Linked DNA regions of Mus musculus: all the other regions are linked to region 1. A link is a loop called in an ENCODE intact Hi-C map of the cell type or tissue named here. Cell type or tissue: heart. All regions are shown on one strand. Region 1 holds the start of Sem1 (SEM1, 26S proteasome complex subunit). Region 2 overlaps Gm20619 (predicted gene 20619). Region 3 holds the start of Sdhaf3 (succinate dehydrogenase complex assembly factor 3). Region 4 overlaps Dync1i1 (dynein cytoplasmic 1 intermediate chain 1). Region 5 overlaps Gm20619 (predicted gene 20619). Region 6 holds the start of Slc25a13 (solute carrier family 25 (mitochondrial carrier, adenine nucleotide translocator), member 13).

Region 1 (5,000 bases):
CTGCTGTACTTATTGATCTCAAAATAGCTGTTTGCCTGCACAAGAACCAGTCCGTCGGGTAGGCATCAGCTGGAAGGGGAAGCACTTCAAACTGAGAAACTATGGGCAGCTAATGGTTCCTGGGGCAAAGAGAGTCAGTTTTCTTTGAAGGTTTCGCTTCTACATAATCAACAATGGATGGCCCTACATCCAGGCGGATTCAGACAGTGCAAACTGAAGGTGAGGAGTTGTTAAAATGAAAAGGACGACACAAAATTGGGGAGTGAGGTAGAATCGTTCTTTGAGGAGTCAGGAAAAGGACTTGGAATTGACCAAATGATCAAAATACATTGTATGACATACTTACTGTTAATAAAAGTTTTTTTTTTTAATTTATGATGTAACCCCCCTCCCCCCAATATAAAACACTTTATAGGGATCTCATGTTGTCTTGTTGCCATAATAGGAATAAAATCCCAGTAGAGCTAGCTTCAAGTATCCAGAGTGCACTTGACTAGGGAAGAGTCCCTATTTCTTAAGACATTCCGGTTTTACTTCAGGGTGAGTTAATCTTAAAGATCTAGAAAGAATAAATATTTGACCAGGAAACTAATCATAGTGTAATGATTAGTTTTAATTGTTAATTTGGCACATGAAATCATCTGGGAAGAATGTCTCAATGAGAGGTAACCACTATTGGGTTATTCTATGGTCATATCTATCACTCACTGTCTTGATTACATTAATTGGAATGGAAAGGCCTGCCCACTATGGGCTAGCCATTCCCTAGGCAAGGGATCCTGGACTGTGTAAGCTTAGAGACAGCGATGCACCCAAATAGCAAGCACACATTTATTCTCTGCTCTTGACTGTGGATGTGAGAGCGGCTTCAAGTTTCTTCCTTGACATTCCTGCAGTGATGGAGTACAACTTAGAATTATAAGCCAAATGAGCTTTTCTCCCCTGAGCTGCTTTTTTGCCGGGGTATTTTATCATAGCAATGGAAATGGAATTAGGAAAGAGTGTTTGTATAAAATAAAGTATTTTTTACAAAATATGTTCCACTTTCTACTTTCTGATATATCTTTTTAAAAAAACATACAATATTCATATTTATATCCATAAATTGTTCAAACATTTTTCCCATGTTTTTTTAAAAATTCTCTGGCACGGGGTAGTGAGCCATTGGGGATATATTTCTAGCCCTCTGTTTACTTTTAATTTAGGGACACAGTTTCACTAAGTTGTCCAGCCTGATTTTACACTCATTGTATCCAAGGATGCCTTCTGCCCCAACTTCCTCAGTAGTAGGGCTTATAGACCTTCTTCAATTTTTATATATCAAATAGAGTTATTCTTGCACCTGTAACTATGTGTGTTATATGTATAGCCTTAAGTGTGGTGCTGAAAATAAATAAATTATACTAAAGAGAAATTAAGTACCTCATATAAGAGCCCTTTAGATGCAATAGAACACAGATTTATTAGCCTGGCAAATACGTGTTACTGTGTGGTTAGACACTAACTTTTCTCCTATCTTTCATTGTCTTGTTCTTTTCCATGGGTCACAATTAAAACAAAGAAAGCAAAACCAAATCATATCTTTTGAACAACAGTACAACGTTACATCATTTTTTTTTTTTTTTACTTGTTTATTTTTTACATCAACCTGTCAACTAGTTAGAACAGAAACCCTACGGAACACAATTGTAAGGTCAAGGAGCACAGCACAAAGGAAAGGTTGGAGGACAGTCAGAATTGTCTAGCATATGAGTGCCTCTGGCTGCCTTTGGTCCCGGGTTCCCTGTGATGTGGAGATATTTAACAGCATGCTCAAGGCTAGGTTTGAGTAGTGGAATAATGTAATAAGCTCTTAACTTATGTTACTTTATCTTTCCAGATTTCTGTTAGTGATTGTAAGCTAAATAATGGCCTTTAGTAATTTAATACACTGTAAATCTTTCACACGTAGGCAACTATATGAATAATAAAACGAACGAACACACTATAAAACAAAACAGTTCACTGTTTCAAGACGGGAGGACCTACTACAACCGCAGGACGCTCTGGGAGGACCTTCGCTGTCCCAGCATTCCTCGCGCTGCCCCGCAGCTCTTTCCCTCTCGTCTCTATGGTTGCGCCGGCGTTGTCAGGATCGGCGCCTCCGGAGTACTGAGGCTTCCGACTTTGCGGCCGGTCCGAGCAGCTTGGGTCTTGGCGCGGCGCGATGTCCGAAAAGAAGCAGCCGGTCGACTTGGGTCTCTTGGAAGAGGACGACGAGTTCGAGGAGTTTCCCGCGGAAGGTAACCGCCAGGCCGCGCGCTGGGCCTGGGGCCTCCGGTGGGGCGGCGCCGGGCCTGCTCTCTGCGGGAATGAGCTGGGCCCAGCAGCGCGGATCCGGGCGCGGCCTCCGGGGGCCCCGGCCTCGGCCTCCGCGTCCCGGTAGCCGTCGCTTCATGGCGCGGCCCAGTGTTTTGCGCCTCGTCGCTGGGAGGAACCAGGTGAAGCTGGGCCCACGGTGCTGCGAGCTTGTGGCCCTTTAACTTCAACCCGGGACTCTCCGCATCTGCACAGTCTCTTGTTTTGCTTCGGTTTCCAAGCCTCCCCTTGGTAGTAAACTTCAGAGTCCCACTGTTGCCCAGGGCAGCCAGTGCTGTGTACCTCTCGGATAGCGCGAATGAGCCCCGAGAAGTGGGATGATAGAGTCGTTCGTGTGTGTTGTATTCATTACAGATTTTGCCTCAATTTCTGCTTCTCTCCATTTACGGTCACGTGAATTAACCCAAGCTTTATAAAAGTCTTAACCATCTGCCTTCGAAACTAACTTCAATGCTAGGGATGCTTTAGTTTTCTCATTGTAGGTAATAACATAGCTAATGTTGGAAGAGCCTGCTATGATCTTGGGAACGTGAGTGCTTCGCTTCTATTGGCACAATCCATTTCCACAAATATAGGAAGTAGGTATTAATGTACTTACTATTATTCACGTAAGGAAACAGAAGTTTGGAACAATGGAGAAACAGGCCCAGTGTCAACACTGTCCGGAAATGGTGAAACTGAGACGCCTTAATTTACACCAAAGTCCTTAACTTCAGCAGTTATCTTCTGTTTGCTAGGCCTCTTTTTGCCATATTAGTTTTTCAAATTGATTACTTTATTGGCTAATTGTTTTGAGTAGATTTCCCAAATATTTTACCTTGTTTCTAAAAAGTGAGTTAGACTGTGTCTCCATGAAGACCATAGGAAGAGAATTGTGGTTAGTCATGTGCACATACGTGGCATCAAGCAATTATCACTTGACAAAAATTGTACTTAGTTACCCCACCATGATCTCAATGCGCATAAAATCACATCACAGGAACGTTTAGTCTAAGTATAATGTAGTGTTTTAGTTTTAGTGAAAGAGAACATTAGTGTGTATATTATGCAACCTCATAAACCAATTCAGAAGATATATTTCCTCTGAGTTAGGAGTCTATAATATATGATGGGATAGTTTACCTTTTGTTTTGGTAATAAATTTATTTGTTCAGTCTGATGTTTTGTTTTCAGGTTCATTAATAATCCTGTAACAGAGCTTTGTGGTAGAATTGGCTAAGTGAGGGCAGGTTAGATTTCTTATTCCAACTACTTGTTTCAGATGGTCCTTATCCCTTATTACATACAAGCTGCACGGTTAAGACACTTGCTTTGCATTGTAGAGTCAAGCATCTAATCTTGAAGCAATAGAGTTCACGTGTTAAAAAATAAAGATAAATTCTTGCCATTAAGTCTCTAACTCAGAATCTAAAAGGTCTTTCTGACCAGTGCACCCACCCAGACTTTAACCCTCACCTTTAGTGCAAGTCTCTATTTAAAATAACTAGATAGCTGAGAACCTAGGAAAGAATTTAGAGGTAACTGTCAGCTTGATGATGTACTAGATGTTTTTCAGCACCTTTTGTCAACTTTAGTGTACTGTCTGTCCTTTAGAGCCTGTATTTTGAGCAGTAGTCTGTTGAGTGTGTTGACAGTTGTATTATGTTTAAACATCTCATCGATGTTAAGGAAAAGCAAAGAGTCTAAAGACAAAAGAACGCACAAAAGATTTAGTGTAAGGACGGTGTCATTTAATGATCTTCCAAATTTGTTGTCTTGGTTAGAGTGTATAGAGTCTAGTTCCTTGGGGAATCTTTATATTTAGAATGAGAAGTAACATTTTAAATGATTTGTTATGCATGTGTGTTTCTTCCTTAGTTAACAGATACATAGCCTTAATTCATATTAGGAAGATTTTTGCTGTATATAAAGATTAATTCACTGGGTAAAATTAGTGAATATTTACAAATTAAAATCTTTGATTAAAAACTAAATGAAAGAAATAAAATCTGAAAAAGAAAAAAAACCCAGAAGACCTTTTTTGTTTTAGAGTAAACATGTTCTTTCCTATTTTTTGGTGTTGTTCTGATACAGATTCTCTGTTGCTGTTGACATGTGGTTCATGGACCACCAGTCTTGGCATTTGCATTATTTGGGAAGATGTTAGAAACACCTCTTAGAATTTGAATCCTTCAGTATTTGAGTTGTCTTTTAAGTTTTTTTATACCCAGATTTACTTTCAAGTGCTTTCCCTTCGGAAAACTCACTTTTTCTTATGATTGCTTTTTACGAAAAATTGGCAAACTCACTAATAGAGTAAATGAATCATTTTCTTGTTAGACCAATCTGGAGTTATCTGTGCCATTTATAGGATGTCTTACTGCAAGAGTCTTGTTACTTGAGAGTGTGCCAAAGTGGGGCTGGCCACTCTCTGGGCTGTGTGTAGACTGTACACTGTGGAGCTTGTCACAGGCAAGTCATTAAATTGTTTTCATAGTTTGTCTTTCGGGAATGTTGTTGCTACAGCTCCTCCCAGATAAGAACCTGCTAGATGGAATTTCAATTTAGTGATCTTAAAGAAAGATAAATTTTATTTTGAAGAGAAACCATAAGTTAATGTTTGCGTGGAGACCTCATTGTTTCATTGAATAGCTCTTCTTCAG
Region 2 (5,000 bases), 290 kb after region 1:
GCACTTTCCTTTGCTTCAGCAGCCCCCTTCTCTAACTCTGTATTCCTCGTAGTAGGGTGGACACAGAAAAAGTATTAGCAAAGCAAGATTCCTAGGTTGACTTTAGTTGTGTGTTTGTGTGTATTTGTTTCCAGATGAACTTAAAGGTAGCTGGTTGGGTTCTGAAGGACTTGGAGGGCCACTTGTTTTCTGTTTTCTTGCTCTGTTCTTAGGATATTTCTGTCAGAGAAGGGATTTTTCCCTTCACTCCTCAAAGTCTTGTCTCATATTACAGCTAATTTTTTTTAAACTCCTTTCTCTCTCATTTGTATAGAAATCAGTCTGACATGCACCACAACATCCCATACCATCACTCTGGATTATACAAACACTTCGTTTTTATCTTGTTCTATCTGTGGTGTAATTATATCCTAGAGGAGGCTTGCTTCCTCAAACTCCTGAGGTCACAAACCAGTCGGGGTTTGTTTGTTTGTTTGTTTGTTTGTTTTGTTCTTTCTTTCTTTCTTTCTTTCTTTCTTTCTTTCTTTCTTTCTTTCTTTCTGGGTTGGATCTGATTGTATGAGTCAACTCAAAAGCAACAGCAATGGAAGAGCTTAACATTGCCGTTTCTGAGGGAAGGGCATTACACTATGTATAGAAAGAGGAGAAGACAGGGAATGTGAGCTGTGGTTATTCACCGCAACCTGATATCACTCTGCTGAGAAGTTTGTCAGTGATGACAAGCACGTGTCATTAGTTTCACTGTTGATTTGTCTGTCTGTTTGTTTTAGTGAGTACTGTATGTAACATTTCTGAGTTCTGCGCTGGGGCATGGAAGCGCTTTGAGGAGAGAAGCCCTGTCACTAGCAAGTGCAGGGCTTCACACCCTTTTTGGAACTTTGCAACTGACAAACTTTCCCAGTTGTGTGTGACTGTCACAGCAACCCAGTGAGGGAAGGGGGACAGGGATAATGTCCTGTTTTTATAGTAATGAAGAAGACCCAGTAGTAGCATGACATTCTATAATCGGTCAGAACTGGAAGCTGGGAAAATCCGAGACTCACACTGGCACATTTCCATCCCTAATCAACTCTCAACTGAAGATGAGGCTCTTCCCGCATCGGTCTGTGCATTTTCTGTAGTTTCCAGTTGCACTTTACTTTCATAAGTTTTATGAAAAAGACCTCCCAGGTAGCTGTCATCCGGCAGCTTCCTAAACTGCTGCCTGGCAGTGGCCTTTGCTAGGTGCCCTTGTTTCCTCTCTTCGCTCTGCCAAAGTCTACATTCCTTTCCCTGTCCCCACACACAATCTGACCCCAGGCCAGAGTGGCATCTTCCTCCGTCCCTCTGAGGTCAAAACCGGTGCTGTCCTGTAGACCCTTTGGTAGTGGGCATCTGGGAACAGCTGTGCCTGAGCCATCCTGCCTCCTACACCTTACTCCACAATGGTGCGCGTGTTCCTGTGCTCACTAGGAAAAGACCCAACCTATGCGGCCCAAGCCTCCCACCAAGTGTGTGACTGGGGGCCCTCAACCAAAACAGGATGGCAGTTACATGTCGGAGATGCGTGACCATCATTGTGCGCGAGCAAGCACGTGTGTATACACACACACACACACACACACACACCCCACACACTGGCTGCTTCATTCAGCCAGAGGTGCCAGGATCCCATCCAAAGGTTGTTTGGATTCTAGAACTGGAAAATGTGAATGTTGCGTTGTATTTTCTTTTTTTACTATGCTGCTATGAAAAGACATGAGAGGTGAGCCCAATTGCAAAAAAACAAACAAACAAAACAAAAAACATAAAACAAAAACAAAATAAAAAACAACCTCTTACCCAAATATCTGAAGTCCTTATGAAAACCTAAGATGAACCACGGAGAGGACGGACCTTCTTACCAGGTGGGCAAGGCTAGAGTACAACAGCGCCGTCTACTGGACAAATCCTTAGCTCACTGGCTACATTCCAGACCATGGCAGTGAGGATAAGATGGCTGACATTGGACCAAGGAGCAGGAAGAAAGCCTTGGAGGACCGACCCTTTCCAAATACAGAACACTTGGTGAGAAACGACAGCCATTGGCCACTGTTTCCTGAAGTGCAGGCTACAAGGGTTGCTTTTTATAAAAAGAAGTACTCCCCATACACCCCAAACGCCGTCATCAATGAGTCCACTGTCAGTTTTTTGAAGCTGCCCCCATCAGCGTTTATTGAACACCTTCCCACCTTGCCACCCACCTACACGTTCACCCCTTTTACTCATTTGCTCGGCACCAAGCCCTGTGTATAAGCTGCTGAGGCTAAGTGAGACCGAACTCACGGTAACTGGTTGGGCTTCTAAAACTGGGTCTAGGCTGAAACCTTTTTCCTATCCTTTAGCGACTTCCTTTGGATTCCTATTTCTTCTCCCCCAGGTTCTCTGTTCTCCACTCAAAGGTAAGCAGGGTGTTAGGCTGCGTAAAAGAACCAGGCTATATATTAATTTCATACTGGATTTTTTTTTTTCTCAAATCCTTGAAACCTAAGAATTGCTATTCAAGAACGATTCCAGCCAGGCAAGAGTACTTGTGCATGCCTGTTATTCCAGCCCATAGAAGACCAAGACCGAAGCCAAAGTATTGTGAGTTACGGGCCAGCCTGAGGTATGTCTCAAGACCGTGTCAAAACAAACAAACAAACAACAACAGCAAAAGGCAAAGAACGATTCTAATACCAAAATCTTTTAGTGCTTTCCAAATCGATAAAAAAAAAAAAAAAAATGTGTCGCTGTCCGTCCGTCCGTCGTCCCCCCCCCCCCCCCCCCATCAAAGTCAACAGCTTGGCACTGCACATTCGTAATGCTAGTGCTCCTGTGGTGAGGTGGGAAGCAGAGACAGGAGACTCCTCAGAAATTCACAGGGCAACTAGACCGGCATGCACAGCAGCAAACAACAAAAAAAGAGAGCGTGCCACAAACACCGTGAAAGGTGGGAACCAATGCTAAATATTGTCCTCGAACTTCCAGATGCGCTCACACTCACTCACTCACATGTACAGGTACATGCATTATAAACACACATACAGATCATATATACACATAAACACTTATTACCAATGGATGGATGGATGGATGGATGGATGGATGGATGGATGGATGGATAAAATGTATAGTCTAGTCTTTAAAATTGAGTAGACCACAGATATCATGAGAAAAAAAGAAAATAATTTTAAGAAGAAAAAATAGCTCTCTGTGTATATTGGAGGAAAATAAAAATCCTCTCCACATGTATTCATTGTTAACAGAGGATATAAAGGGTGACAGAGGCTAACTACCTGGGGTGTCCTGATGCTCAGATGAAGCAAGTGCAGCCTTGGATTCTAAGTTTGGCAACAGTTTCTAGGACCATTAATCCTCTTATGCAGTTCAAGTCTAGCTAACCTCAGTGCATGACTGTCTCAGACTTGAGGCTGAGGGAACAGAGAGGCAGGGCATTGGGAGGCTGCATAGTAGACAGAATATATACTAAAACGCACTTTGTAGGAAAATGCTGTAACGGGGGTCCAATACCTTGTATATTCAACTTAAAATAAATAAATTTAAAGACAATGAAAAATCTGCCCTAGAGGCTGGGCATGGTGGTACACACCTGTAATTCAGCCTTTGGGAAAACGCAGCTGGGAGCTCACAGGTTCTAGGCTAGCCATGACTACACAGTAAGCCTGCGTCTCAATATTTTTTTCATTCTAGGTAAACTGGGTTTATGGGCTCTTTCTTAGCCTTATCTTAGTAGTTGAAATATACTAATCAGGAAAAAGATTTACCAGAAGCTGAGCATGTAGCTCGGGAAAGTGGGCTCTTATCCCAGCAGCACAAGACCTGTGGCTGTAATTTATGCTCTCTGGATGCAGGGTAAAGCTGTGCTCTGGTGCAGGCAGAGGGTAAGAGGTGGAGTGGAGACAGGGAGCAACAATTGCTAGGACAGCCCACACAATAGTGCTAGAGCAACCAGTTCTGCTTCCATTCAAACTCATTTCTCCATCATAAACAACAGAACATTGCATTGATGGGTTGTTGCCAGTGAGCCATGGTCTCTTCAGCTTTTCATTAAACATGTGACTACAACACAGCGGTCCAACACCTCAGAGTCACGAAGCAGCTCCGAGGGTTCTATCTCTTATCTCTTCTATTTCTTCCGCAGAGAATGGTGGGTGATTTGAAAGTTTGTGGGTGGTTATCAATTAATGCCTGTGCCAACTTCCTTTATTAAAAGAATCACACAGTCAAGCTGGATGGGAAGGCCGTGGTTTGTGTTTCTAGCTTGGGGAGGGATGTGGAATCTTAAGGAAATGACAGCAGATTTTTTTTTCTTTCCATTATTTATTAGGTATTTAGCTCATTTACATTTCCAATGCTATACCAAAAGTCCCCCATACCCACCCACCCCCACTCCCCTACCTGCCCACTCCCCTTTTTTGGCCCTGGCGTTCCCCTGTTCTGGGGCATATAAAGTTTGTGTGACAGCAGATTTTTTAAGAAATGAGAAACAGTTGTCCTTGTCCTCCATTCTTTTTATTCTGTGGAGAATGGCTTGGTGAGGGTTCTGCTCCTGCCTGGGCCAGGACTAGTTTTCCTTATGGGCTACACCGGCTGTCCCAGAGGATAGGAATTCTCTCATCTGTAGTGACTCCTGTCTGCGGCTTTAACTTTCTGGAGATCAAAGGGCCCCTCTCAGTGCTGTCACCAGGAATGACAGGCCAGCGCTGTGCAGCACAGCAGATCAACTCCTACCTCAGAAGGTAACAGGACCTCTTCCTTAGCTGGCTGAGCCAAATCAAAGAGACGCTCCTGAAGAGCTTAACTTCACCCTGCAGAGCAAGTTCTTCTTGGGCCAATGGTAAATTAAAATTAGGCTGTGGCATAATTGCTTCAGGGTTAGCCATTTTACGACTACATCAATTCTCTTCTACATTTGTCTGTGTCTTATCACTATTTAAAAATAAATGTTACATAAGTGTATTGAAAACTTAAAATGGAAG
Region 3 (5,000 bases), 380 kb before region 1:
GCTCCAACAGGAATTTCCAGGATTCCTAAAATGACATCAATCTCCCCCCTCAGTGATGCTCTTAATGAGCTGATGGCCTTACACTGGGGCCCACCTCTTAAAAGTTTCTATTTGCTCTCTCAGCACACCACATTAGGGATCAAACCGTCAGCATATGAAGTGCAGAGAGATAACCTTTCCCTAAAACACAGCTTTGACTTAACACTAAAGACATCCAGCAGGTATCACCTTAACCAAATTATCATCACACTTATGACTTGATAATGTGTTGACAACACTTCACCTCATGAGATTCTTTCAAGAATGTAATCAATCCAATCATCAGTAAAGATCAAATAAACCCAAACCGATGCACTGTCCTAAGTGACAGAAGAGCACTTCTCAAAAAAGCGTCAAGGAAAGACTGAACAACTGTCACTGAGCTCCAGGACATCAAAGAGGGCAAAAAAGAATGATCCCAGCACTCGGGAAGCAGAGGCAGGCGGATTTCTGAGTTCGAGCCCAGTCTGGTCTATAAAGTGAGTTCCAGGACAGCCAGGGCTATACGGAGAAACCCTGTCTCGAAAAACAAACAAACAAATAAACAAAAAAAGCCAAGTGCAGAGTGGGATCCAGCTCTGATCCTGAAACCGAGACGGGATAGTCTTGAAAGCAGCAGCATGGTGTGAAGTAAGTCCTGTAATGAAAAGTTCCCGAGCAATGGTAACTTTCTACATTTTGATAAATGTTCTGGTTATATATTAACAAAGGGGGAAGCAGAGTATTGAATGTATGTGAACTCTAAATTGTCTTTGCAACTCTACTGTAAGTCTAAAGCTATTTTAAAATATTTTTTAAAAAAGTGATATTGCTGTCACTAAGCCTCCTGTGATCATCAACACATTTCCCAGTTTTCTCGTATCCTTTCCTTCAGCTTTTTATAAACTTATTCTAAGTTCTATCCTTTCCTACATTTTCCTTAAACTTTCTAGTCCTTAGACTTTAGGACTTTCAAACTAGAAGTCTTTCTTCTCAGCACAGATAAAGTCTTCCTGTCTGGCTTCAAACTTACTTAATAGACATGACTTTACAAACACTTATTATAGCTTTGATATGATTAACAATATAAATAGTACTTTTTAAATATACTAGCATTATCCATTGCAGATCTCTGAGTTGCAGGCCAGCCTGGTCCACAGATTGAGTTCCAGGACAGCCAAGAACACAGGAAAACACTGACTCAAACAAACTGAATAAAATAAAGTAATAAATACACTAACATTGAGATGCCTGTTGTAAATACCGTTATTTTACAGACCGAAAGACTAGAAAAATTAACTGATGTAATGTTTAGTAAATGCTGAGGTCTGAATTTAAATCTAGTTTTCTGATTTCAATACCAACTACATATTTAAAGAAAGTGTTTTGCATTTAAAAATATTAAACCTCCCCAGCTCCTGGCAACCAAATTATATCTAATAAACCAAGACTTTTAAGAAAGTTATACATTTCATTATTATAAAGTTCTCTCTTCAATAATTCTACAATCAAGAATTATAGAATTCAATGAAAATGCTTTTCCCTAGCCTAATCTTTATGTTGTTTTAAAGGTAAATATCACTTCAGCCACTATCAGCATGAAAAATCTTTTTTACTTTACCAGAGCAGTTTCTTTAAAATACCTAGATGCACTCTAGAAATGCCCAACTCCTTTCACCTCCTGATATTTTCAAGATGGGAGGAGATCCTGCAAGACTCTTCAGCATCATGCAATACTCTTTCTCCCCCTTCATTCTTAAGAGAAAAAAAAAAAAAAAAAAGGTATTAGGGTCGTGGAGATGGCTCACTGAGAAAGGTGTCTGCTGCCAAGCTGTGCAGCCCGCGGTTTGATCCCCAGGAGCCATGTGGTGGAAGGAGAGACCATTCCCTTGGGTTAGCCTCTGACCTCCAGCACACACACACACACACACACACACCCGTATACACACAAATAAATAAATATGTACCTAAAATAAATAATAAGAAAGAAAAGAGAAAAGTCAAACACTGAATCCAAACGCGTGCCCCCGCCAGCATTACCCCTTTAACAAATTGCAATCCTTAGGTCTTTTCTAGGTTATATAATTTATCTGTCAAGTGGAAAGCTTACTAAGGCCCTACAATTACAAATTAACAAATGATCGAAATGATCTAATTCTGGCAGCTAAGTAATGACATCATGTTAATTACACGGCTGTCACCTAAACAGCCTAAAGGCAACGCAAAGGACAAACGCCGACGAACTTTTGGAGCACTAAACAGTCAGGAGTGCAGTAACGTCTGAGACACGCCACCCTTCTCTCTCCAGCACCTGGCACCCTCAGCACTCTCAGAAAGTTCTTCTGAATGCGGGGGAAACTGCTCAAGCACAGAGCCTGTGCGGGAAGCTGGGGGATTCGCGACGGAGCTTGAAAGAAGTGCTGTTTGACCACTTTAGTCTGTCTATTCCAGACGCCCTGTTTGGCCGTGCACGGACCCTGGGAAGCAGCTAGGAAGGTGGGGTCTGAACTGAAAACCCAAGGTCCGGGACGAGGGGGCGGGGAGGGGGCGTCACTTGCCTCCCATTCCTTCAAGAATCGCTGGGCCTCGCCAGGACCAACAGTCTTATGTCTCCTAAATTCGTCCTTCACGTACTGGTCACCCAGGGCTTTGAGGTCCGGGGGCAGAGCCCGATGTAGCAGCAAGATTCGCCTATATAAAGCCCGGACTCTCGAGACATGCTTCCCCGGCATCGCGCCGCGCCTGCGCAGAAGGTGGGCGTAGCTCCGCCCCCGCTAGGAAGTCGCCTATGGGTGAACCCCAAAGCGGGCGGAAGAGAGCGCGCGACCTTCATCCGGTTTGGTCCGTCATAGAATCTTGTCCTTCCGGAAACCCGGATTTGGGGCGGGCGGACAGAAACGCTCTGCCAAAGGCGCGGCTGTTGAGGAGTAGTTGTAATTTCTTGAGTTTCCTAGAGAGGTGCTGCTGTGTAAGACAAAAAGTCTTGTGTGAGCGACTTGTTACCTTCAGAGTTAACTCATCTTCTCCATTTGCTAGTTTCTTCTTATTAAATATTTGAGAAAGACTTCATCGAACTGAAGTCTTCTCCAGAAAGCCTTGCGTGGTTAATCCAAAGTGTTATGGCTTCTGAAATAGTGTGGCATTCGCCGGTCCCTCGCAACAGCCCTCGTCCTTTGCAGTGCTGTACTTGGAGTTTATGCAGTAGGCATAGCTTCTTCCAGGTAGTTATCACAAGTGAGCCCTGAAGGGCAGACTTTGTTGGTCTAGGTCAAGTGCACTATGAAAGAATCTTGGGAGTTATTTTATGTGTATTTTTTTTCCAAGACCAAGATTCTGAGAATTTTTATTAAACAATGTGAGATGAAAATGTGAGACCCTGACTTAGAGCGTTTCTCCCTGGAAGATAAAGCCCCTGGATGTTTCCCAAGCTTGTTTTCCCTGATCTTTAAAAAATACAGCTAGAAAGAAGCTCTTTGTTCTCTATAGCCAGCAAAAAGCCTTTTTGTTTCTATACTGTACAACCAGAGATGCCTGCCTTCCTGTGCCAAGGACACAGAGATAAAAATTCAGAAAGAACTCACTCCCCACTCCTGCCTTGTAAATTTCACCAAGGACACCCGGAAGAGAAGAACTCTTCCCAAGTCCTCCCAACTCTCCTCCCAACTCCTCCCAAGTCTCCTCCCAACTCCTCCTAACTCCTCAGCTAGCTGTTAAAAGCTCCCTACTGTCACCGGGTCGAACTCCCCTGCCCTGCACCAGCAAAGGGACTTCATCCTCAGCTAGCTGATAATAAAACCTCTTGCAGTTTGCATCAGGTATGGTTTTCTCTCAGGACGTTGGGGTGTTGGCCAGCTCACCTGGGGACTTGCAGAGGCCCAGCATCGGGGGTCTTACAAAAACAAGAAATCTAGATGTTCACAAGTCCAAACTTGTGTAGAGGTGGGGAAAAAAAAAGTAACTATTTCAAAAGCTGATAGCTTCTTGTCCTTATTCTTTCGTTCCAATTAAATTTTAATCCTTCAGCAAATCCTAATAGCTCCACCACCAAAATCATGCAGGAATCAAACATTATTTCCATCACACCCTGTACCATAATTATCTCTTTCTACTGGATAGCTACCGTATCTGTGTTCTTGCCTCTGGCCATGTTGAACTTCAGTTATGATCTACCCAGGCTGTAATTAGATAACATCGTTCCTCTGCTTAACAAATCCTCAGTAGCACTCTGTTATTGAACAACTCAAAGTCTCTCTACCTCTAGAATTTAAATGTTCTATTTATTCACTCCCTAGTAAGTCAGTTCCACTCACACTGGCCTCCATCTTTGAACTCCTTCACTTCCAACCGGAAACCTTGTTTGGAGCACTTCCGGGGGCTGGTAGGAGGCATCACTTGCCAGAACCAGTGTGTCGGCTCACTGTCGTGTGACCTTTCCCAACAGCCTTGTTTGAAACTAACATAACCAAGCCAAACCTCCCATGGTGCTCCTGCTTTTGTTGTTTTTTCTTTTTTGTCTTCATAATACTCAGCAGGCCGTACTTTGCTTAGTTACTGATTCTAGCTTCTGACAAGAATACTTAGGGGAAGGCGTTTTTCAGGAGGAGGGAGTGTTTCCCACCGGTCTGGCTGTGCTCTAGACATGTAATAACCACATTACTGTTGCATTGGTGCAGAGCGTTTATTAGTGGTGTTGAGCACATCAGGATTTGCATGTTGGTAAAACACAAGAGGGCAAGAATGTGTGCAGTTGTCTCACAAACATAGGATTTCTGTCTGTGTAACAATTATGAAATCAAAAAAGACAATAGCCTACAATGTTTTTTGCTCATTTCGAGGTCTCACTACTGTACAGCACAAAATAAGAAGCACTCCAGTATTTATGCCCTTGAATAGAGTTTTTCCTTTAACTTTAAGGAAATTACTTGCCTAAAATACTATCTTAATAAATTTAATTTGGTATCATGACAAATCACATTAATGGC
Region 4 (5,000 bases), 570 kb after region 1:
ACTGTATGTATGACCAACCATGAGTTTTTAAATGTTAAGCACAAAACTTCCCTGAGTTTCTCTCTTTGATACCTATAGAAAGAAAAGCCAGTGTCAAGATATAGCTTTCCTTTTATGGAGAGAGGAGAGAGATCGAGAGGTGGAAGTTATTAAGTAGGTTGTGGGCCACTACATCCCTTTGTACACTTTGGAGCCGGGTGTCATGGAAGCATCCCAGCCAGGCCTGCTTTCTGATATAGCACACTCCCGAGTCAATCTGGAAAGAGGTTTTTGTTTTTGTTTTTTTTTTTTTTAATTTGCTTTGAGTGAGTTTCTTCTAGCAAATAGAAGCAATATGATTTTAATCAACAGTGATGAAAGACTTTGGGAAAGCATTACAAGGTAAGGTAATAGCATCTTACTCTTAAATGCAGTGATGCTATAAACATCTCAGTGATGGGCATCTCACTCGTGCCTTCTGATCATTTTCAAACATAGTTCATTACGTAACTTTCTTTTCCCATAGTTCTTGGAGGTAAAAGGAAAAATGGCCGCGATAGAAACACATTTGTCTGGTGATAGTCACAGGTAACTGTGCACTTATAGGTACCCAGACACAACACCACCCAAAGGAAATTCCCCTGTCCCCTCCCACAAAAAGTCCTAGCCTTCTGTGCTTCTCCTTCATGTCCTCCAGCCTTAGGATCCTTAATTACAAAGGCTGAATGGCTTCCTGCGCCAAGAACTTCAAAAGGCCTGCTTTACTTGACATATATATATACCTTGTCCCATGGAATCTTTACCTGGGTATTTGTACCGGAACCAAAAACCAAGAAATGATGCAGAGGCCATTTTAGGACATAAAATAGTCATGTAACACGGTCCCTGGCAACAACATCATTCCCAAGGCCCTGAGTTAGGCCCTCGATACTTTTGAGGGATTGAAAGAAGAGGAACAAAGCAGATGACATCCTCAAAAATATTCATTTTGTTATCAACTGTTTTTTTTTTAAATAGATGCCTATTTTATCTTGTGAATGACTTTAAATGTGACACGTTAAAATCCCATTTTAAAGACGAATTGAGTTTTGCATACATGTATAAACTTAGACACTATGGCCTTTGAGTTCAATATTGTAGACAAGGAATATTTCCATAGCAATAAATCAAATGGATGGTAGAACTAAACAGAAAGCAGTGTAGAGAACCATCTTCAATGGAGTCGAAACAGAAATTGTACAAATAGCCAGCGTTGACAGAGTAACCTCATTTCAATAATCCAGTCTAAAAACAGCACCCACAAAAGCTTACTTTTCCAAGTCTCTGCCAATAAAGTTATTTCAACACGATGTGTCCTTCCCCTTAGGGAAAAGTGTGAACACACTTTGTGCTGTTGGGGGAAAAGATGTGTGTGGGGCAGAGTCGTTAACTGTCTAAGATCTGGTACAGTTTAGGGATGAAGTGACATGGAGTTTTGGCCAATGCATCTGTTGGTTCCCTTCTGGGAAGTCAAGAATTGGGGGTTGAGAGTGGGGGCAATGGACTGTACCCAGAGGCAATTGTAGGGTCTGTCCACAAAAGGCTCCCCCCCCCCCCACGAAGGACCAGACTGCAGAGTGACCCGGGTCCCCCTTTCCCATCCCTGGGCCCGGGCGCCTGTCGCTCACCTCGGTGTCACTGTTGAGGTTCCAGAGGTCCAAGCGCCCCATCCCGTCCACGCAGGCAAAGAGCGCGGGATGCACGGGGGACCACATGACATCGTACACATAGTCTGCATTGTCTTCAAAGGAGTAGAGCGGCTTGTTGTGCTGTAAAGCAGAGAGACCGTGAAGACTTAGTGGCGCTGCCGCCGCCTCGGGCTGTCTAGAGAGCCTAATTAAAAACTTTGCACATTCACCAAGTGTCATAAAACTTCCCGAGATGAAAGTCCTCGAGAAGGTGAACCGGAGCTTTAATGTGACTACAACTGTCCAGTGGCATAAATAAATCCCCGGGGGTGGGGTGTACTTTGAATGGGCCGGGGCCGGGACCCGCGGAGCGAGGCGGTTTCAGACACAGTTGTAAGCGACATTCCAGACAGGTGGACGCGACTGCCATTAGCTCGGAATTCTTGCCAGGCCAAGCTGTGCATGCAGGTCGCGGGAGCCTGAACCCAGCAGTGGGCTGAGGGGCTTGGACCTGCTGGCATGCTCCGAAGCCCGGGCGGTCCCTGGCGACCCTGGCTCTGCACCGAAGGCAACGTCTGCCACCTCGTGGACCTCCCTTGTCGCTGCAGCAACGATGGCTTCTTCCAGTCCAACTGCAGGCCAAATTCATATTTTAACTCTTTTTGTGCGGCGAGGGAAGGAGACAAATACCTTTAAATGCGGGTTTGCGCTCTTACAGAAAAGTGGAAATCTCTCCACTCAAGACCTTAGCCTCCCTGTATGGGGTTAGTTCGCCAGAACCAAGTGGAGCAATGTGGCTCATTCTAGAACCTCTGAACTTACACAGAAAATATGACTTCCTTTCTAAATCACCAAGGATTTCCAAGACCCCTACAGTTGATGTTCTGAGGGGAAACACAGAGCATTTTTCCACTGCATACAAATGCCTCCACTCCAGAGGGATATAATAAATTAAAATGGCACACTTGATTTCCAGCGAATATTGTCACATCAAAATAGCACAGAAGTCAGAGGCAAGTTTGAAAGTACACCAGAAATAAAACGTAATTGGACTTTATGAATTATTCATTCCATCTGGCTTGTCTTATTCTAATTTCTGCATAATGGCTTTACTAATCCCTGATCAATTAATGTAAAATGAAATTTAAATGATAATGAAAGCCCTAGAGATAAAAGAAATTAACTATTCTTATATCCTCTGACAGAAATCTAAACAATGGGAATTTTTGTCTTCTTCCTCCAGTCAGCTGTCTGCACTCTCTTCTCAGGCTCTGTGGAATGTCTACACAGGCCAGGGCCTTAAGATCAAGAAAAGATAACATACAATGTAACAATCAAATCCTTTCTGCCTTGGATATTCAAAGAACTCATCTGTAGGGAATCCGCTCCAAGTTATCAGCGAGAACTGCCAATGTGTGCTGCTTGTGAATGCGAGATGCCCACAGTACATGGGCTGAGATTAGAGCGGCGAGAATCAGTGCAAACCCACAGTTCTTAAACTGAAACCGAATGCACCGACGTGTTAGGGGAGTGACTGTAACTTCCATTATTTGCATTTCCTTGACGCGTAAAAGTAACTGGTTTGATGCAAACAAAGTTTAGATAGATTAGGGCAGCACAGATTGTAGATAAACTAGTGTGTGTGTGTGTGTGTGTATTTGTGTTTGAGTGTGTGTGAGTTTGTGTGTGATGTTTTTTAAAGAGATAGATGCGTCATATTTTTAACTTCAAAAGTATTTCTGAGGAAATATAATTTGAAAAAAATACCCACCATTGAAACACCAAGAAGGAACAAACTAAACATTTGTTTTATAGTGATGTAATATTATTATTCTGTAATTTCTAGATAAACATGTTTTAAATCTCATTTCTGTCATATGACTAGAAACCAAAATTATTTGTTTATCAGCTACTGCTTATGCCTTCTTCTCATTGTTTATATTAGATAATTCATACTTTTTTAGACAATCCAAGTATCAAATTATTACCTGATAGCATGATTGTATCATTTTGCCTTATTTATCCAAAAGAAAGTACGAAATAGCTGGTGTTTCTCACTGACCATCGTGTATATTACAATCTGACTCTTTGTTTAAAAAAGAATGTCACCACAGACTCTTGATTTTATACCTAACTGGCCACTAATAGAGAATGCAACATATTTCTTTTAGTCATTAACAGCTAAAGACGTGTGATTTAAAGAGGTGATTCTTTGTATTCTTTCTCACTCAGTCAATAGTTCATCTAAGCGCACAGAGCTGAGGATATGGGCACACATGCAATCATACAACAAACACACAACACACATGCCATTATTGTTTTGATCAATTAAAACCCCATCCAGCTTCAAACAACCCTTCTCCAAGGAGCTGTCAACACAAGACATACTAATCCCTTTAAAAACTATCCTGCTCATTCTATGATAGTCTTCCTTTTTTTCCCTTTGAAATTTTCTTTACTGATAAATTCGGTAAAAATTATACTATATCCTGGAGACACCACTTTTGAAACATCTGGAAATAACTGCTCTTCTTCTCAGTTTTTTTCCTTTTCACCAGATTGATAGAAATGCTCTTTCTCGTTTGTCTTTCTGAAACCTCCTCATCAGCACCTCCCCACCCCCAAGGCTGAACCTTCTATCACAAAGGTCACCCTGAAAGCAACACTTGTCCATAGTAGGCGTGTGCTTGGGAACAGGGAGAGGTGTTACATTTCAAGGGCTCTGTTTAACCTTGATAAGTTGATAGGTTGGAAAACTTACAGAACTCATTACTGTATGCTCTGGGCTTCTATCTACAGACCGATAGATGCCATGTCCCATAGAGGCATAAAATACCAGTGCAGGCAAATGTCACTTGAACACCCGTACTATTTTGAGTAACAATTACACTTTGTTCAATACACAATTTTTATCATTCTATTTTATTTTGTCTCCAAGTATCACATTATTAAAGATCTTCCTCAAATGCTTAATGTTTTTTAAAAATGTATGGTAAATACTAATATCATGAAATATTAACATTTTCCAAAAGAACCTTGATATTCTTCAATCTCAAGAACATTGCTTTGGAGTTTGTGCAACAGAAACTTCAGGGCCCACAAATTTGTTATAGTATGGCTATTGATTTTAGAATACCACAGGTTTTCAAAAGACAGTATGGGAACAAACACTGTCAATGCTTTTGAGGAGGAATTTCACAATATCCTCTCTGTATATCAAAGCCATAGAAGCATCATGATTTAAAACATTCACTCTAGGAAAATACCCGAGGTCATTCAGTTAACTAAATATTGCTCCAAAGGATATTGCTGTGGAAAGCGTTCTGCAAAGCAGTCAAATTTCACTGGACAACG
Region 5 (5,000 bases), 280 kb after region 1:
ATTCCACTACTTGGCCTAGGTCACACAGCTGTTCCCATGCAAAGTCTGACTTATCAGCTGCCACTGCTTTTACCGAATGTGAGTCCATTGGCATTTCTAATGAGCCTAGTGTGTCACCTTACCTAAACCAAGGTGGGTGTTTGCCAAGGCTTGGGAGCTAGGAGTGATGTTTGTAGGAAAGACTCCAGAACAAGAGGTGGCAGACCATGGCTAACTGCCATTCCAAACCACCTCCAAATGTCCCAAAGGAGAGTTGGAAGAGAGAAGGTCACTGGCAGGGGAGGGAAAAACTTCCAAGTACAGAAAACCCCATCGTCCCCACAGCTGGCACTGTGCATCCCAAGTTTTATGTGGTATTAATACAACTGGCTCTTGACTCAAGCTTGAGTGGTTGAATCCTGGCGCCACCCTGAACCCTCCACGTCTCATTCTTTGCCGGTAGGGTGGATTTAAGGATCATGTGAGTGCTGCAGAGCTGATGAGAGAATTCAACACAAAAATAAGTGTAGAAAGGCTCCACGTGTTAACTGACACACAGGAGGTAGGTGCTGGCTTTTCCTGTTTGCTTCACTTTTGTCATGTCTGTTGTGTTGAGAACTGAACCCAAGATCTTGCACATGCTCAGTGCACAGAAACGTCTCAGTAAATTCCACTGTCTTTACTGTTTCCTGCAGAAAGGGAAGCCCCAGAGTGTTCTGGTTTGCTTTTTTGTTACTATGATAAAACATTCTGACCAAAGGCAACTTAAGGGAGAAAATGTCTTATTTTGGTTACACTTCCAGGTTACAAGCCATTGAAGGGACGTTGGGACAGAAATTCAAGTGGAACTGAAGCAAAAAGCATGGAGGAATGCTATTTACTCACTCTCTAGCTCAGTCACAGGCTGATGCTTCACCAGGGCTTTACACAGCTCAGGTCCTCCTGTATAGGGAATGGCACCCCCAACAGTGGGCTGGGGTCTCTTACATCAGAGATAAAGAAAATGCCTCACAGTCAGGCCAACATGCTAATGTGATCAGGATCTCAGTTGCAGTTCCTTCTTCCCAGGTCACATTGACAATGAAAACTAATCAAGGCACAGAACTGGGATTTTCAGCTAAACTACAGAGATCACATTCTCTACCGCAATCCCACACTCCATTGTCCATCTGTCTGAACTGCCTTTTCCAGGTTTACCCATTCACATTCTTCCTCTCTCCCATCAAGCTTCTGTTCTAATGGTCTTCAGAGTAACCTCACCTGGCTGCCCAACCCAAAGCAGGCCCCTTGTCACTTCCCATAGCTTTAAACAGCCAGATTTCACCCCACACTGTGGCTGGTGAAGCAATCACACACAGTTTATCTTTTCATTTAATTCCTCATGGGTTGCTATCTCTACTACCACAAAGAAATCTCCATGAGAGTAGTTTGCTACAGCTTACAACATTTTTTTTTCCTAAAGAGCAGTCAATGTCTTATCTTTTTGCATTGAGGCTATCTATTAATTAGTAAAATTCTATTAACAACTATATCTAATATATCAGCAGATGAAGTGATAACACTTTTAAAAGTGACTCCAAGCAAATTCAAATGTTCTCCGCGAGATGAGGCACCGTTATCATTTTATTTTGGAGGTAACCATCCCCAGAGACTTCTACAGAGAGCACTGGGCCTTCCATGCAAAGCACATTTTAAAACTACAGAATCTACTCCGCAAAGTAAGTTGGGGAGGTAAGCGCTGTATAGCTGCTAAAGATCTTGGGAGGTTGAAAAGCAAACTAGGCACTCTGCTCACTCACTTCCAGCTCCAGGGCTGTGTCTCCTGTCGGGGTCATTAATCAATCCCATTACGTTATAATTCCTCCCCACGCTAAGAAAACACAACCCAAACAGAAGGAAGCATTTCCTGCACTTGCCACTTACCCCTAAATATGAAGGGTAGCCGTCTAAAAACTTCAGCCTTCCTGAGATTAGCTGGAGAAGGTCTGCACAGTATCCACTGGATGTGTCCGGAAAGAAAACGTGCCAAGCGCATTGAAGGGTGAGAACATGACTTGATTCTGACTGCTCACATTCAGGGCTGTTTCGCAAGCTCAGATAAAGCAATGCAGAGCTACCCGGGATGACAGGACTAAAATAAAACAAATCATTTGCAATGTGATTTCCTGCTGAGCAGTGTGCTAAGCTGCCCACTGTGGGTAGTTGTTAACTAACACAGAACAGACCTTGCAATACTGAATGGCAAATCCCTTCATAGGACAAATGACATTGCATGGATATTAATGAATGGGGGCCAAAGGAAAGCCACATGATATAATGGAATCATTGGTTCAGTGGCTGCAGCTGAGGAAGACAATGCTGTACTTCATCAGAGAAGGGCAGCTTGATCCGGTATGATGGGCCTAAGGAGGAAGTGCCCTCTGGGACGGTCTAGCTCACACTCATTAAAGAGGTTCAAGCAACAGAGAGTGGCTTGCTTAAAGAGCAACACAATCTAACCTTTTTTTTTTTTTTTAAATTGAGACAGTGTCTTATGTAGTCTAGTCTGGCCTCAGGTTTGCTGGGCAACCAAAGATGACCTTGAACCTCTGCTGCTCATGCCTCTGTCCCCAAAGTGCTGTCGTTATAGGCATGTGACACTCCATCGATTTATGCAGTGCTGGGGATCCAACTCAGGGCCTTGTGCCTAACATGCAATGTAACATAATCTGTCAGATGCCTGCTGGATGTGTGTTAGAGACTGGAGGATGAAGGGCCAAAGACTCAAGACATTCCTGCTGTTGAAGAAGAACAAAGCGTGGACTTAGATAAGCCCTCTCGTTTAATTCAGTTCTTGTAAGGATCTAGGAAAGTAGAGAGGTTCTGTATAGACATCATCTTAGAGCTAAGGAAGCGGGAGTTCAGAGCGGTGAGAGATATGCCCAGATCTTCATGTGAATGAGCTCTGAAGCCCAACGTGGGCATGACCACAAATCTTGGCTTCACTGTGACCTCATCCTGCTTGATGACCCACCATTAGACAAAAAGCTTCCTTTTGTATGTATTTTAAGGTCAATTAAAATCTACCCAGTAACTCTAAACTTTTCATCACTTCATTATGTCATTAGGAACATGATTTAACTTTTTATCATAAAGATGCTGACCACATGGAATGGAAAGATGGCTCAGTGGTTAAGAGCACTTGCTACTCCTTTAGAAGACCCAGGTTTTATCACCAACCCCATATGGTGGCTCACAACCATCTGTAACCTCAGTTGTAGAGGATCCAAAAGGTAAAACATTCATAGGTGAAAAGTAAAATAAATTGATTAAATAAAAATTTAAAAGTTACAAAAAAAAAAAAAGACACTGACCATGTGGCAAAGGCAGGCCACTTTTACCCATAGAACAATTCAGTATTTAAGATTCCATACAGCTCTGAGATGCTCAAAAGATCACACAGTCCTTAAATTATAATTCTTGGGTTTAGCACCCAATCAGAGCTAGTGTATCTGTCTACTATCCTCACGTCATAATGGAGGCCTTCTACCACTTTCAGAGGCCTTTCACCTTCAGTCGGCCTCTCTTCATTAAGCACTTTCCATTTGCATGTTCTTTCCTGACTTTTTTTTTTTTAATGTGTGTGCATGTTTGTGGTGTGATGGTATACATGGGGAAGTCAGAGTTAATTGTTAGTTGTCATCCCCAGGAAAGCCACCCACCTCCATTGAGATGCCCTCTCATTGGCCTGGAGTTCTTAGGGCAGGCTGCAGTAACAGGCCAGTGAGCTGGAGAGACTCCCCTGTTTCTGCCTCCTCAACTGTGGGATTATAAGAACACAGCACTGGACCCAGCACTTTTTATGTGCATTCTGAGGATCAAACTCAGTTATGAGCTTGTAAGGCAAGCACCTTACCCACTGGGATGATTTGAATATACTTGGATTAGGCTCTTGTAGTTTCCTATTGACTTTAATCACATGACATGGTAGTACTTTAACCACAAGAAATGGCTGTACTAAGATCTCCCACTCCAGATAGAATTCTTCTTACTTCAACTGTGGAGAGGCAATCCAATTTCCCCATAATGATCTGGATCTATCACCCCTTCTAACACTGGTATTCCTTTCTTAGCCTGTTGGTTTAAAGGCATTAGAAGTCCAAAATCACCAGGAAGAAGTCTGAGCTTCCAGTTCAATACTCCTGGCAGGAACACTCCCTGCTCTGGAACCAAAACTTCTAGGCCAGCAGAACCTAGGGTGACAGAGCAAGTTCCAAGTAGAGAAAAGCTTAGATCCAGGCATGGTGGTACATACCTTTAATCCCAGCATTCAGAAAACTGAGCCATGTGGATCTCTGAGTTCCGGGTCAATCTGTACAGCAAGTTCCAGAACAGTCAAGCTTAGGCAGTAAATGAGTTGGGAAACAGAAAGCTGGAGATAATGTAATAGAACAAGAAGCCCATGCTCCAGTCTCAGCAAGCAGCAGGACTCAGCAGCTTCTGCCACATAGCTCTAGCTGTAAAGATGCAAGAATAGGAGGGACTACTAGTGCCATTGATGCTGGTTAGCTGGAGCTAAGAAATTAGCAGTGATTAAGAAGGTGATTTCACCAAGGTGAAATTTTCTGGGACATGTTTTCCGAGAACACAAAGAAGTTGTGTTCCAGAGATTGCCCAGGCTTTACCTTGTGCTTCAACAGGACTTGGTAATATGTAAGAATCACCCAAGTGATACTGGTTTTGAAGGCATGAAGGGGTCATGGAAAAGCAGTTTAGGCTTGGCACTGTGAGATGCATGGAAGGCCATTGGTAAAGGTATGGCCTCAGTTGTAGTTGATGGTCCAGGACTGAAGGGATCCTGCAAAGGAGTTGAAGCTCGGCCCATGAAAGAAGCCTATAAGAGCCTTATTGCTGAAGCCTGGTTGCAGTGGAAGACTACAGAGAATTGGAGAAGCCAGTACTGTGAGATCATCACTAAGAAAGAACAACAGCAGCAGTGGAGTGGAGTCAACCAGAGCCTAGAATGCTACAAAGCACAGAGC
Region 6 (5,000 bases), 360 kb after region 1:
ATGTCTACTTCGTAGGTCCTATTGATCATATTCCTTTTTATGACAGAAAGCTCAGAAGTGGGATTGAGGATTGGAGGTGGGGGCGCGAGCTTGGATTCTCTGAGTGGTCTCTCACTGTTAAATGCCATTGAAAGTGCTTTTTCATGTTTGTTTCTTGTGGGCAAGATCTTATCATGTATCCCAGGCAGCCTTGAGCTTTCCCAACCATCCAAATTCTAGAATAGCCTTACAGATGGTGCCACCATGACTTTCTAAATGGGAGACAGGGAGATTACAGACAGCAGTGAACTCACACTCCAGAAGCAGAGTTAGAGAAAAACGGGATGCTCACTGTCTCCTGAGACAGGAGCACCGCGAGCCCTCGGGAAGGCAAATGCTTCTTTCTTGGGCTTTTCATACACTAGACAGAGTCCTGTCTCACTCCAACCCATCTTGTTGGAATATTCTGATAGTTTAGTCCTGACTCATGCCCAGTGTTATCATACCAGTGTTAGCCTGGTTCATGTTGCTACCACACAGTGCCTGAGAGTAAGGCTAAAAACGTATTCCTCGTAGTTGTCACCCTGGCTATGGACTCTAGGATCACAATTTCAACAAGTCAAGGTCTTGTCTCTGTTTCCGAGATGTTTCTCTGAGTACTGTATCTTCCAGAGAGAGGAAAGCTCTAGCTTCGCACGGCAGAGGACAATGAGAGTAGACTTACTTCTATGAGCTTGTTTCTTCTCTTTCTTTTTTGACACGTCTCCTTATATAGATAAGGGTGGCCTGGAACTCTTGGTTCACCAGCTCTCACCTTTCTGGAGCTGAGAATGGAAGGGTTACAAGCCCCTTTTTATGAAGCCATTGATGCAGACCTTAGGGCAGAGCCCATAGGACTTGAGTGTTTCATACTCCTGATTTAGTTTCTAACTTGTGAATCTGGGATACATTATGGCAACTGAGTGGAACCCTAACGACATTAGTACTTACAGTATACTGATTCCAGCCTTAGAAGGCACCTTCAGGTCTTTCCTGTTGCCCATACTCTTCCTCCAGCAGTCCCTAAATTTAGGTTGCCTTCTCTGACTAAACCCTTGGGTTCCTCAGCAATTCTGGGTCTCCTGTCTCCTCTCATTCGTCATGGTTGGAGCATCTCTTGCTATCTACGCATTGGACTGACAGTCTTACCTCAGGAGTAATCTCTGAGAGCCTTTCCTGTTTTCATTGTTCTTATGGTGTCCTGAGAGCAAACAATAGCTCGTAGGGTTTTTTTTTGTTTTTGTTTTTTTGTTTTTTTTTTAAGTTTGTCACCTCTTTGAGGCCTTGACCTCTTTTGTCCTCATATAGTTGTTGCAAAATAGAGTTGTTACAAATGTGTGTTCTATACCATATTCAAGAGTTTATCAAGTTAGAGCCACAAAGGAGGCTAGTCACCTGCTTGTTATCTTTTCTTCTATTAGTCAATACTTCAGGGATTTCATGATGGCATTAAAGTGGGGTCCATCTTGAAGCAAAAACCAAGGTGAATCTGGCAAGAACCTGACCCAATGTGTGCATCTATGAGAGTATGTATGTCAACGTCCAGGTGTTGTGTGGTAACCACTCTTACTTGGCTCTCTCATGGACACTGACCTAGCCAGCCCTTGGCCTCAGCCCAAGCTGCAGCTTCAGCTCACCAAGTCCCCGGTCTTTTGAGACAGTGGCTTGCATTTCTCCCTTGCCCCCGGGGTATACACGACAATGGCTACTAAAGCTGGACAGCACAGTCTGAGTCACGTGTCCTGGCCCCTCAGTAGCTCCCATACTGAGGCCCTCCCTGGCTACAGGGCAGAGGCCTTTAGATCACGCGCGCCCGGGAGGCCCTGGCCGGGCCCAGCCAATGGGCTGACGGCACCCGCATGACCCGCGCCAGGAGGGCGTGGGGAAGCAGGCCAGGCGCGCACGCTGCCGGGCAGAATCACCGCCCCCACCTCTGCTCGGGACGGGAAGTGAGTCGCCGGGGTCCCCGGTGCAATCCAACCAGAGAGCAGGTCTCAAAGCCGCCTGTACCCCGGCCGAAGCATGGCGGCCGCCAAGGTAAGAACGGCGGGCCGGGGCGATCTGGAGCCCAGAGGGGTCCAGCCGGGGTAGTAGATGCGAGGTTCCACCTTGCAGCTGAGGGAGGAAGGGGCACAGGGGACTGCACTTGTGGCCGCGTGGGTACCGCGGCCCGATCGTGCTACAGAAACTTTGCCAGCCGGACACTCCCACTTGGTCTGGCCAGGAGCGGTGTCCCGCGGGACCGAGCCCTGGCCAGCAAGGAGGAGCGCGCGAATGGGGCCAGGTAGCCTGGGGCAGGGAAGAGCCCAGGGACACACAAACCCTTCTGCTACTTTGGGGTTCTCCTGCTTCTGACCCGACTGTTGTTGACCTGAGTTTCTCCTTCCAGGGGCCCCAACTGGGCCTGAAGCCTATCCTATTACATTTCAAGGGTTCCGCCCTCCCGCTGGTAGGGAAGTCACCTTGACTTCCGTTTTGGAAACTGGGAGACTTGGCCTGCGTCTGTGCGCAGCTAGCCCTGGACCCTTCCCCACCCCCACCCCCACCTCCCATCTTCCATCCTTCCCCTTTCTCTCTCCATCTGACAACACTTACAAGGCAGCCTCTGAGCCTCAGAGAGGCTTCTTTTTGAAAATGACAAAACAGATTGTGCTGGGAGCATGTCACTCCTGTGAAGTTCTACTTAAAAGGAATTCTGTGTAATGTGAATCGTTCACGAACCCAGGGAGAAGGCAGCTCTGACAGGTTGACCTTTCCTCTTTCACCGGTTCTTCAAACCTGCACACCATTTCAGCCTCTCTGGACTGCATTTCAACTTTTCTGGCAGAATACCATATTCAGTCCCAATCACTCGAGTCATTGGAATTTATTGCTTTTAATTTTAAGTTCACGAAGGCAGCCCTTTAATCAAGCCTATACAACTTCTTAGATCATTTTAAGTGCAGTGAACTTAAATATACCCAACATTTCAAACATTTGTCCTTAATCAAAACTCTGTGATAACCCTGAAGAGGAAAACATGGCCACCACATCATATTCTGATTTATTCAGGCAAACTAATCACATTTGCAATGGAAATTGTAAGCAGACAAATATATTTAAATAGTGTTCTATGACTAGTCTCTCCAGGCTCCCCAAATCCTCAGTTTTCTTGTTCCTAGACTCAGTGCCTTAAGTGGCCTTCCTTCCTCTGTAACCCTCAGGAGTGTGCACTGGGTGTATTTGCGCATGAGTCTGTGGATGGGCACTTTGATTTATTTCTGAAGCTACTTTAGTTCTTTCAAGCCAATAGCCCCTTTCTTTGCATTAACTTTGCATGATATAACGATTGGTATAAATCAGTTCTCTGGAGTAAATACCCACTCATCATTTATATACCTGTGTGGGAGTTTTGTCACTTGATTTACGTTACTTTAATTGGAGATGCAGTATTGATGGGCACTAAATTGAGACATATGCCTAGAAACAGAATAGAAGACTGGGCAGATACGAAGTAACAAGTGAAGAAGCAGGCTCAACTTTTTAGTTGCATTTTTTGTAATTGAGACACATCCTATCAGGGAGAGTTGGTTTTTATCCAAATCAGGAGGCCAAGGAAACTGAAACATTCCTGTCACCTTTACCCTTTGAAACCTGCCTTCTTTGTTATTTATTCACTGACAGTCACCTCTCTTCAGTTCGGATGGCTGACATATATAGATATAGAATACCTTCCAATAGGATATAACAAAACCAACTGTAAGTGGATGAGAAAGTCAGGATAAAGAGAAGGTAAGGAGAAGCTGGGCATTGTGGCACACAGGTTTAATCCCAGTGCATTGGAGGCAGGGGCCAGCTTGCTCTATAAAGTGAATTCCAGGATAGACACGAGCTGTTAAACTAAAAAACCCTGTCTTCAACAACAACAGCAACAACAAACAAATAACGAGAAAGTAAGATGAACTTAGATTAATAGAAACCAAACGTGTGCTTGGCACAGGTGACAGCATTGTCTAGCTGCCAAAACAAAGATAGACCAGTTGCTTGGAGAGACTTCACTTTGAACTGTTATCTGGGCAGTTACTCTCTATGTCTTTTGTCTTTTTTCTTTTTCTTTTTTTGGCTGAGTCTTACTAAGTAGCCTTGGCTGATCTGGAGTTTGCTGTGTATATCAGGGTGGCATGGAGATTCCATTGCCTCTTCTTCCCAAGGGCAGGGATAAAGAAATATGACCATACCAGGCTCAACTTTGTCCTTGTTTATGATATATCTGAACTGGATTCGAAAACCACTGAGAGCCACACACAAATCCACATCTGTGGATTCCATAAGACCATTTTTTTGTAATGTCTTTAATTATAGGTCAAGGACAGTATACTCAGTGTACAGTTAAAAGGTCCCAGGTGAAGGTGTTGTGGGTCCATCCTAGTCCAAGAATGAATGTGTCCCATTGAGCTGCATTTGCCTATCATTTTTATTGATCGCTTCTTCCAGCTTCCAGTTAGTTCTGCCCAATGCTGACTTAAAATCTGTGTGTCTTACTTTTTCCTTGGAGTGTAATAAGCCATGTTGACAGTTAGTTGAACACTGAGCGATAGACTGGAAAAATCTCAGCTAGGGGTAGAAATAACATACTTGTAAAGGATTTGAGGAGCTTGTGAGAAAGAAAAGCCCACCCCAGTGAAGTAGCACAAAACTGGCCTGTGAGCTTGGGAACCCAACAGATATGAGAGAATTCGATGTGTTCTATTTTGCTATAGTAAACCACTGGAATGTTTAAGTAGACAGACTGGAAAGATGTAGCCAGAGCAATTTACTGATCTTATCCTAATTCCTGGGTCTTTGTAGTGACTCAAATGTAATAATTTATTTCTTCTGTATCTTTCTATTTTGGCTTTCCCCATCAAATCACTGCCCAGCAGTAAAAGAGTTACTTTTTTTTTTTCTTCATGAAATAATGATCTGAATTAGCATGGTCGAGATTATCTCAGAAGCGTCTTTGG

What was found. Hi-C counts contacts between places; a loop is a spot of excess contacts. Peaks named below come from ENCODE experiments on the same cell type or tissue, not always from the same donor. Only the 100,000 strongest peaks of a DNase experiment are listed, where the experiment ranks them.
Region 2: it touches region 1 in a loop (2.0-fold over the local background); 3 of 42 quality-filtered maps call a loop at or near these places.
Region 3: it touches region 1 in a loop (6-fold over the local background); 12 of 42 quality-filtered maps call a loop at or near these places.
Region 4: it touches region 1 in a loop (3-fold over the local background); 6 of 42 quality-filtered maps call a loop at or near these places.
Region 5: it touches region 1 in a loop (1.8-fold over the local background); 3 of 42 quality-filtered maps call a loop at or near these places.
Region 6: a loop joins it to region 1, with 2.7 times the contacts of the local background. A loop is called at or near these places in 2 of 42 quality-filtered maps.

What each region holds. Positions count from the first base shown.
Region 1 is chr6:6,575,761-6,580,760 of GRCm38, reverse strand. Sem1 (SEM1, 26S proteasome complex subunit) reads left to right here and starts at 2,103. Exons shown (of 3, transcript NM_009169.2): 1 at 2,103-2,282. The coding sequence starts at 2,207. In heart, no CTCF peak of the experiment used is centred here; a DNase peak (open chromatin) is centred at 2,120; H3K4me3 peaks cover 2,513 bases; H3K27ac peaks cover 1,508 bases.
Region 2 is chr6:6,286,936-6,291,935 of GRCm38, reverse strand. The region is part of intron 1 of Gm20619 (predicted gene 20619); the gene reads right to left. Among named protein-coding and RNA genes, the nearest start is that of Gm34749, 34 kb to the left of the region's middle. In heart, a CTCF peak has its summit at 1,916 (motif pointing left); a DNase peak (open chromatin) is centred at 1,925.
Region 3 is chr6:6,953,777-6,958,776 of GRCm38, reverse strand. Sdhaf3 (succinate dehydrogenase complex assembly factor 3) reads right to left here and starts at 2,759. Exons shown (of 2, transcript NM_001077713.1): 1 at 2,577-2,759. The coding sequence starts at 2,750. In heart, a CTCF peak has its summit at 2,970; a DNase peak (open chromatin) is centred at 2,816; H3K4me3 peaks cover 1,654 bases; H3K27ac peaks cover 1,215 bases; H3K27me3 peaks cover 416 bases.
Region 4 is chr6:6,003,057-6,008,056 of GRCm38, reverse strand. It overlaps Dync1i1 (dynein cytoplasmic 1 intermediate chain 1), which reads right to left. Exons shown (of 17, transcript NM_010063.4): 15 at 1,647-1,787. Among named protein-coding and RNA genes, the nearest start is that of 1700019G24Rik, 28 kb to the right of the region's middle. In heart, a CTCF peak has its summit at 2,245 (motif pointing left); a DNase peak (open chromatin) is centred at 2,146; H3K4me3 peaks cover 1,466 bases; H3K27ac peaks cover 1,417 bases.
Region 5 is chr6:6,296,436-6,301,435 of GRCm38, reverse strand. All of the region lies in intron 1 of Gm20619 (predicted gene 20619), which reads right to left. Among named protein-coding and RNA genes, the nearest start is that of Gm34749, 24 kb to the left of the region's middle. In heart, no CTCF peak of the experiment used is centred here; DNase peaks (open chromatin) are centred at 245 and 2,035; H3K27ac peaks cover 1,342 bases.
Region 6 is chr6:6,214,051-6,219,050 of GRCm38, reverse strand. Slc25a13 (solute carrier family 25 (mitochondrial carrier, adenine nucleotide translocator), member 13) reads left to right here and starts at 1,878. Exons shown (of 18, transcript NM_001177572.1): 1 at 1,878-2,055. The coding sequence starts at 2,041. In heart, no CTCF peak of the experiment used is centred here; a DNase peak (open chromatin) is centred at 1,880; H3K4me3 peaks cover 1,737 bases; H3K27ac peaks cover 1,420 bases.